Linked DNA regions of Homo sapiens: region 2 is linked to region 1. Evidence: read pairs that join two places in POLR2A ChIA-PET (ENCODE). Cell type or tissue: B cell. All regions are shown on one strand. Links, peaks and the distances in the headings refer to the core of each region. The heading gives the core; the rest is flanking DNA.

Region 1 (4,256 bases), core at 257-4,256:
ACTCTGGCTCCTGGCTCTTCTGTTGAGATCCAGTTCATTTATCCTAAAGAGGTAACTAAAGACGCTAAATCCAGTCACTGAGGTGGGAGAACGCAGCCCAAGTAACCCACAGAGATGCCTGCGGGGCCAGGCAGGCCTGGGGGGGGGCTTGTAGTCTTTGGACACAGACATACTTGATTACATGTTTAACACACACGAACACTCTACTTCCAAAAAGAAATAGGCTCTTGCCTAGTTTAAGCACAAGCTCTTCTTGGTACAGCTTTCATTTTCCTATGTCCCCAATTTCATTTCTATACTAAGAACAGTGTGAATGTGATGACAGATGGCAACCGACATAGGGCCTCCGTGTCAGGATGGACAGGAAGTAGGGGACTGTGGAGAACTGGGTGCCCATGCCTTACCTAAGGGGCTGACTGCTACTCAGCTCTATCTGGTTGCTGCCAGGAGGAAGCACAGCCCCCGTTGCCAGATGTTATCTTTTTAAGAGGAGCCAGAAATCAAGAACTGCAGTGAAATCACCCCATTTTTAAGTTTAAAGTCTTGCTGTGGGTCAACAAGGCCCAATGAGGACACTACTCTGTAGTTCTGTTCTAGAGCAACATGCTTGAGAGGAGAGAGGCCAGATGGTGGAGGGTCTGGCCCCGGGCCCCGAGTCAAGGGTGCAGCTGGATGCCAACCTGGGTCTCCGACACCTCCAGCCATGCATTCCTTTTCTGCACTGCCTCTGGCTGTTTCCAGCATGAGGCTAAAAGCTCTGGAGACCATCTCCAGGACCCCTGGTGTTCCACATGGCTCTGGGCCCAGGGAAGTGGGCTTCTGCATTTCCAGGCTGGAGCAGCAGACCACCTCCTTTGCTATCCCTCCCCTCCCTCAGTCCACACCCAAGACATCATCCTGTCTTTCATGTTCATCCACTTCTTGCCCTCACCACCACAGAACCATGGTGAGCTCGATTTGAGGGGCAACTCACTTCCGATTTTCCTAGACCTGCTGTGCCTGCCACAGCTGTTCACCAGGCACCTCCAGGGAGCCTGCCCCTAGCTCGAGGCCTAACTCGAGGATTCTCAGCCCCTTCCATTTCTTGTCTTTGGGTATTTACATGACTTACTCTGGCAACAGGAAATCAACCATGACCATCCTTTAGTTCCATCCTTTAGTTTAGATGCCACCTCATCCAGGAAGCCTTCCCCACCAATTCGGCACTCAGGCACTTCACTGCTCACTGCCTGTCCCACTAACCACGGTCACCCATAGCCTCAACATGCAGGCAAGAGGGAATCCCGAGTGTCGGCGAGACAGTCCCTTCCAAGAAACATGTGCCCCAGATGCACTGGGAGCTTGCACCCTTCCTCCAAGTCTTTTATTTTTTTTTTGAGTTATTAAAAAAAAAACAAAAAACACAACCAAAAGAACTGACGAGAGGAAGACAAAGCCTCGGGATCAGCCAGAGACCGAGCGGCACGGGATGAGGCACAGGTCAGGCCTAGCTGGATCTGTGGAGCAAGGTGGTGGGAAGTCCCGAGGCCTTTGGGCATGTGGGGTCTGTGGAAGGAGAGGAGGTCACTTAAAAAAATACATATACTGTACACATCTATATGAAGCGTCCTGTGTTGGGGGAGTGGGGTGAGGTCATGGGAGCTGGTCCACTTTCTCCTTGGACCAGCCTCCCCGCAGGCTCACTGGCTTGGCCAGCACAGGGACCCCTGAAGCTGGCTGTCTTCTTCTGTGGAGCGAGGGAAGGTAACAGTTTAGTTCCAACCCATGGTGGGCAGAGGTCGGTGGAGGTCAGAGGCATGGGGATGGCCACTGCTCGGCTAGGAAATCCCTAGGGGAAGGAAACACATGCAGATGTCAAATTTCCTGACCCTTTTCCCCTGCAAGGAAAATGAAATCTGGCATCTCCAATGCAGGGGGGAGGCATTAACCACAGTGGACATTTTTTAGCACTTGGAATGTTCTGAGAACTGGGCTGAGTCCTTTAGTGTTTAGTTTAGCTTCACATAAGCCTCACCACTGGCCCAGGAGGCGGGCTCTGCATCACCCCCATTTACAGGAGGCTGGGTGACCACAGGGCCAGCAGAGCCAGGTGGAGCAGCTAACTGTCACCACCACTTGGCAGGGCCTGTCCTCCATAGGGAAGCATAGATCCATGGTGATAGCTCATCTTGAGTAAACCATCTTCCTTCCCAAAAGGAAATGCCCCCAAGTTACAGGATCATGAGGAAAATGAACCGCTCACAAGTGAAGGAGGAACCAAGCTGTATCCGACCTCACCTACAAACAGGCTCCATCCCAGGGCACACCCCCTAAAGCATGCACAACCCCTGCACCCAGGTGCACTCGGTGTCACCACTGCCATTACTGTTCTGGATCCTTCTGATGCTGCAGTGCCAGCTCCTGATGTCACCCCAGTGGCCCCATGGACCCTTGGCAACAGAACCTCTTTCCCCAGCCTCCTTTCCCCTTAGAGCCCACCTATCAGGTCTGCCTGGCTCTCTGGGACCACAGGGGACACCAGAGCTGTCCTCCCACCCTGAATGCTCAGGAATGATTGGGAAGCGTACCTGTGCCTGGTGCTGGTGCTCGTCATACAGTCTGCTCTGCTGTCTTCTTCTGTGAGGAGGGAAGTACGAGAGGCTCTCAGACCTGCAGCTTTTCCCCACCCACTGCTGCCCCCACCTCCTGAGGACTAGTGAATTCCCCTAGAATAGATACTGGGTCTGCAGCGACCTCCAAGGGCAGAGGCAAACAGATGTTCAGCTCTCCTAAATACAGCTGAGGCCCTGCTGGCCAAGGTGAGAACTTCATCTGTGTCTGAGGTGCTAAGGCCCCGCGCCGTGAGGACAGCTGTTGTTCAGGGCTAGCCTGCCAGCTGGGGCACACGCAGCCCAGGCAACGTTTCCTTTCACCTGGAAACCTGCCACAGTCTACCTGGTTTCCCTGTGCTGGGGGGAGTCTCTCCTTCCTTCCCCAACACCCTTCTACCTCCGGCAGGCCACTTCTACGGCTTCCATGTGCTCAGGGAACATGCCCTGCCAGCCTCTTCCCTGGTGTGTCACAACCCCTGACGCCCCCGACTGGGCCCCGAAAATGGGAAGGGGGCAGGAACCAGGTCTGGGTGTGTAGGAGGGGGCTTGGGTTTGGGTCTGTTTTCTGGCCTGAGACACCCCAGGAACTCTCTACCTTTTTCTTCTTTTTCTTCTGGGACGGTGACTCAGAATCTTTGGTTGAGGCCTTTTTTGCTTTCTTCTTCTTTTCTTTTTTTTCTTTGTCTTTTTTTCCTAAGGGAAGTAAAGTAAAGTTCCTGAACAACAGATGGTAATCCTAAGTGCTGGGGTCAATGTTGGGAGGTGCACAGGGCAGGGCTCCCAGCTTTCCCCACACCACCAGAAGCCATCACAACAGGCCAGCAGGGCGGGGCGTGGAGGTTCATTCCTGCAATCCCAGCACTTTGGGAGGCTGAGGCGGGTGGATTGCTTAAGCCCAGGAGTTCAAGACCAGCTTGGGCAACATAGTGAGACCTGTCTCTACAAAAAATACAAAAATTAGCTGGGGATGGTGGTGCACGCCTGTGGTCCCAGCTATTTGGGGGGCTGAAGCAAGAGGATCGCTTGAGCTTGGGAGGCTGAGCCTGCAGTGAGCTGCGTTCCTGACACTGAACTCCAGCCTGGGTGACAGAGCAAGACCCTGTCTCAAAAAATAAAAATAAAACAGGCTGGCAGCTGTGGTGATCACCCAGCAGGGCCAGTTCACCTGCCCCCTGGAGGCCAGCTCATGATTTCTGTCCCATCCATGGACCACCTGGATGACTACCATTTTTCTTTAGCTCAACTCACTTTTTAAAACTCCCGCAAATTTATTTTAAATGGACACTATCTATCCCTACTGTAAATGGAAATCTAGCACAGTTCTGAGCACCAAGGGGCTGCAAGTCCTGCTCTGAGGGTGCCCGACTTTTGTTCCAGAACGAGCTGGCTCTTCGGGCGTCACTGGCAACCCACCGTCCAGGGCGATGCTCGAGAGTGCTGCCTAGGTTTGACTCTGGCTCCACCTAGCAAAACTCTGTGGCCCTGAACAGCATCTCTACTTCTCCGAGCCCGAGCCGCAGTTTTCTACCTGCTGAGTCTCATTTCTACCTAAATGAGGTCCTGCTGCATGCGGAGTCTAGAACAGCACTCAGTAAAGGGCCAGTGTTACTATGGAGGGAAAACTGAGGTCTAGAGACAAGATGGGGTTTGGGATGAGGATTCTGA
Region 2 (4,502 bases), core at 303-4,302, 120 kb before region 1:
GGACTCTGGGTGATAAGGATGTGTCAATGCAGGGTCATCTGTTGCAACAAATTTACCACTCTGGGTTGGGCACAGTGGCTCACACCTGCAGTCCCCTGACCCTGGGAGGTCGAGGCAGGAGGATCACTTAAGGCCAGGAGTTCAAGACCAGCCTGGGCAATATAGCAAGACCCCCATCTCTACAAAAAAAAAAAAAAATGAGCCAGGTGTCAGGGCATGTGCCTGTAGACCCAGCTACTCAGGAGGATCACTTGGGCCCCTGAGGTCAAGGCTACAGTGGCCATAATTGTGCCACTGCATTCCAGCCTGAGCGACAGAGCGAGACCCCATCTCAAAAAAAAGAAAAGTACCACTGTGGTGGGGGATGTTGATAATGGGGGAAGCTGTGTGTGTGTGCAGGGGAAGAAGGCATATGGGAAATATCTGTATCTTCCTTTCAATTTTGCTGTGAATGTAAAACTAAAAATCTAAACAATAAAGCCATACACACACACACACACACACACACACACACACACACACACACTAGAAAATGTCATAATGGTGTGGTGGCTCACGCCTGTCATCCCAGCACTTTGGGAGGCCGAGGTGGGCAGATCACTTAAGGTCAGGAGTTCAAGACCGGCCTGACCAACATGGTGAAACCCCATCTCCACTAAAAATACAAAAATTAGCTAGGCATGGTAGCAGGCACCTGTAATTCCAGCTACTCGGGAGGCTGAGGCAAGAGAATCACTTGAACCCAGGAGGCAGAGGCTGCAGTAAGGTGAGATCACATCACCGTACTCCAGCCTGGGCAATAGAGCGAGACTCTGTCTCAAAAAAATATATATCATAATAATTTCAAGGAGTTCAGAGCCTCCCTGCCACCCATCCACAGACCTAAAGTCCTAGATTGATGGACCCTACTGGTTACACGTGCAGACTGGAGCCAAGTGGCTTCGATTCAAAACTAAGCTCCACCATTTAGTAGCTATGTAATCTTGGGCAAGTTATTTAACTTCTCAGTGCCTCAGTTTCCTAGCATGTAAAATGGAAATTCTACCTACTTCCCAAGGTTGTGAACATTAAATGAGTTGATACATAAGATGCTCAGAACCACGCCTGGCACACAGCTGCTGTTATCACGCACCCCTGTTGCTTATTTAACATACTTATGACAATCCCTCACGATGTGGATCACAGCTTAGCTCACGAAGCACTTTCAAGCTCATCCCTCTCTTGAGAGTCTGACAGCCCCAGGACTCAGGCAGGGGAGGGCAGCTCATTTCACAGAGGGAGAGCAAGGGCTGAGGCAGGCAGGCACCACACACACTTATTACACAGAGGGCCAGGCAGCCAGGGCTGCCGTCCTCCTCTCACAGCATGTCTGAAAAGTAGCCCTATCTTTGGAGGCTGTGGCCCTTACTGGGAGCTGGCTGGCTGCCTGGATAGAAGCCAAGAAGCTGAAGATAAGGCCATGGCAAAACCCAGGGCAGAGGGAGAGCAAGGTAGCCCCTGTCCTCAGAGAAGGCCAAATACCCTGGGGTGGGGGTGGGTGGGGGGAAGCCAGTTGCTTTGTAGCAAAGTGCCAGCCACTCAGCCGGCTGGCAAAGGGGGCTTCCAGCACAGCCCCTCTGCAACCCACTCAGAGGCTGCCACCCTCCACCCAAGGCCCTCCTCACCCGCCTGCACTCCAGAACTCCCGTGGCTCAAGAGGTAAGTAACTGAGGGGCTTCTAGTCCCCCTGCAGCCACCAAGGCCTCAAGGACAGCTGGGGCTGAGGCCTCAATGACCCCCACCACCCTGGGCCTGCTGGGCCTTGCAGACATCACCAGCAGTTTCCCCTAAATTCCAGCCTCACCCAGCCAGTCACCAATCTCGGGGAAGCATTGAGGCTTTTGCTGATGAAATTCCCATTGCCTGGAATGCCTCCCCGGACCCCTTGGGACACTTACTCATCTTTCAAGATCCAGGTTCCAAAGTCATGACCCCTCTGAAGTCATCACCAACCACTGCCCCCTCTCCCACTCCTAAGTCTCATTCCTCAGGCTCCCGCCTCATCCCCACTCCACGGTGCAGAGGCTGAAAACCAGGACCCTGGAGCCCAAACAAAATGCAGACTGTGCTCTTTGGCTTGCACAGTATTTTTCTTTAATTTGGGATTCGTTAGCAACATTTTTAAATCAGGAGATTTTATATAAAAGTCAGAACTTCTAACTTGTCTCTAAAGAGGGCAAGTTCTGGTGACACTGGGCACACATCCTCACCTGCCACCATCAGCTGAGGCACTTAGAGTGCCAGCCTCAAATGGGCTGTGTATCCTGCAGTTAACACCATCAGCATCTCTATGTACAGTCTCACAGCCAACCTCTTTCCTTCATCTGGCTTCCTGCCCAGCCCCTGGGTGCACCTGAGCATGTGGTCTGTGCAGAGTAAACTGGGGGCATTCCTGCACATGGCTCTACCTCCTGTAGCCTGCAGATCTGTGGGGCAGGACCAGGGCTTACTGACCTCTGCACAGGCCCTCACCAGCACCCGGCACACACAGCCCTCAGCACAAAACAGTGTCCTTTCTTCCTCCTCCCCCAGTGCCCGGGTGCCACTCAAGGGCAGGAACCAAGTCTGATTCATCGTGGAAGCTCCCACTTTTCCCAGGGTCAGGTCCTTATTGAATACTCAGGATATGAATGAATGAGCAGCTGTTATTATTTCCAATTTACAGATAAGGAGACAAAGACTTCAAGGTGAAGTGACTTGCCACAGTCACATGGAAACCACCAAATCTTGACTCAAATGGGTTTCCTTCCTGACTTTGAGTTTGGTCTTTCATTCCTCCCTGAAACCCAAGGGTTCCTACAATAAAAATAACACCAACAACATTATAATTATCATCATTATGAATACTGCCATACTATGAGCCTGGCACTGTGCTAAGCACTTTTTTTTTTTTTTTTTTTTTTGAGACGGAGTCTCACTCTGTCACCCAGGCTGGAGTGCAATGGCACTATCTTGGCTCACTGCAACCTCCGCCTCCCAGGTTCAAGCAATTTTCCCACCTCAGCCTCCCGAGTAGCTGGGATTACAAGCACCCACCATCATTCCCGGCTAATTTTTGTAGATATGCGGTTTTGCCATGTTGGCCAGGCTGGTCTTGAACTCCTGACCTCCGATGATCCACCCACTTCGGCTTCCCAAAGTGCTAGGATTACAGGCGTGAGCCACCACGCCCAGCCAGCACTTTTTATACCTCATTTCATGTAATCCTTACAACTAATATTGTTATCCACATTTACAGTTGAGTAAAATAAGGCTCAGAGAGGTTGTCACTTGCCCAACATCACACAACTGTTCAGTGGCAGAGCTGAAATGTGAACCCAGAACCCATGGGTGGGAGATAACTCCAGAGCCTGCAGAGGAACCTTGGCTTGGGGTAGGCAGGGGCATGAGGGGAACCTCAGCCACAAAGGCCAGTGGCCCACAGCCCTCAGCCAGGCTCCCACTGCACTCCCCTAGCCCTAGTCCCAGCTTTCCCTGCCAAGGTGCTGAGGATAATGAATGAGATGCTCTGGTCGTCATGGAGACGCCATGGCAACGCTGCACTTTCGGGAAATACCACGGTAACCGTGGCCACTGCTCTGGAGTTGAAGTCACTCTATCTAACATCCCCACCTGAAAATGCTGCCCCGGACCCATAAGAGAAAAGGGGCAGAGGTACAAGGGCCTTCTTACAGGAGCAAGCTGTCCAGAGACTGGGACCAGGGAAGGGGGTCCGGCTTGGGCCTGTGATGAATGGGTGGGCTCCAGGAATGAGACCAAGAGCTCCATAAAAGCAGGTATGGAGACTGAGCAAGCCATGCCTTTCATGGTGAATTGTGCCCAGTAACCCAACTCACATGTACACCATGCCTACTGTGCGCCAGCAGGCCTCCTTAGAAGGGCTGTGCACACCCTTCTATTTCACTCTAGTGGTGACAGCTAGCATAACAGTTAAAGGCCGAGACTGGAGCTAGCCTGCCTGAGCTTGAATCTTTGAATCTTTTCTTTCTTTTTTTAAGAGTCTTGCTCTGTTGCCCAGGATCACTCCAGCCTTCCCCTCCTGGGTTCAAGCTTCGAGCGATTTTCGAGCCTCAGCCTCCTGAGTAGTGGGGATTACAGGCACCTGCCACCATGCCCAGCTAATTTTTGTATTTTTAGTAGAGACGGGGTTTCGCCATGTTGCCCAGGCTGGTCTCGAACTCCTGACCTCAAGTGATCCACCTGCCTCGGCCTCCCAAAGTGCTGGGATTATAGACGTGAGCCACTGTGCCCAGCATATTTTCATTTTTTGAGACAGTGTCTTTCTCTGTTGCCCAGGCTGGAGTGCAGGGGCACAATCACACTTACTGCAGCCTCAACTTCCCACGCTCAAGTGATCCTCCTACCTCAGTCTCCCAAGCAGCTAGGACCACAGGTGTGTGCCACCATGCCCAGCTAATTTTTTAATACAGACAAGGTATCCCTATGTTGCCTAGGCTGGTCTT

The links. ChIA-PET counts read pairs that join two places held together with the same protein. Peaks named below come from ENCODE experiments on the same cell type or tissue, not always from the same donor. Only the 100,000 strongest peaks of a DNase experiment are listed, where the experiment ranks them.
Region 2: POLR2A ChIA-PET joins it to region 1 with 9 read pairs; 4 of 35 experiments call an interaction of 5 or more read pairs at or near these places.

The regions. Positions count from the first base shown.
Region 1 is chr5:150,397,382-150,401,637 of GRCh38, reverse strand. It overlaps TCOF1 (treacle ribosome biogenesis factor 1), which reads right to left. Exons shown (of 27, transcript NM_001371623.1): 25 at 3,187-3,284; 26 at 2,568-2,616; 27 at 1,345-1,828. The coding sequence ends at 2,590. Among named protein-coding and RNA genes, the nearest start is that of CD74, 13 kb to the left of the region's middle. RefSeq lists enhancers at 1,350-1,429, 1,500-1,589, 2,150-2,219, 2,500-2,659, 3,290-3,389. In B cell, for the core only: CTCF peaks have their summits at 2,749 and 3,793 (motif pointing left); DNase peaks (open chromatin) are centred at 727, 1,717, 2,507 and 3,627; H3K27ac peaks cover 2,812 bases.
Region 2 is chr5:150,513,001-150,517,502 of GRCh38, reverse strand. The region is part of intron 1 of NDST1 (N-deacetylase and N-sulfotransferase 1); the gene reads right to left. Among named protein-coding and RNA genes, the nearest start is that of NDST1, 7.1 kb to the right of the region's middle. In B cell, for the core only: no CTCF peak of the experiment used is centred there; no DNase peak of the experiment used is centred there.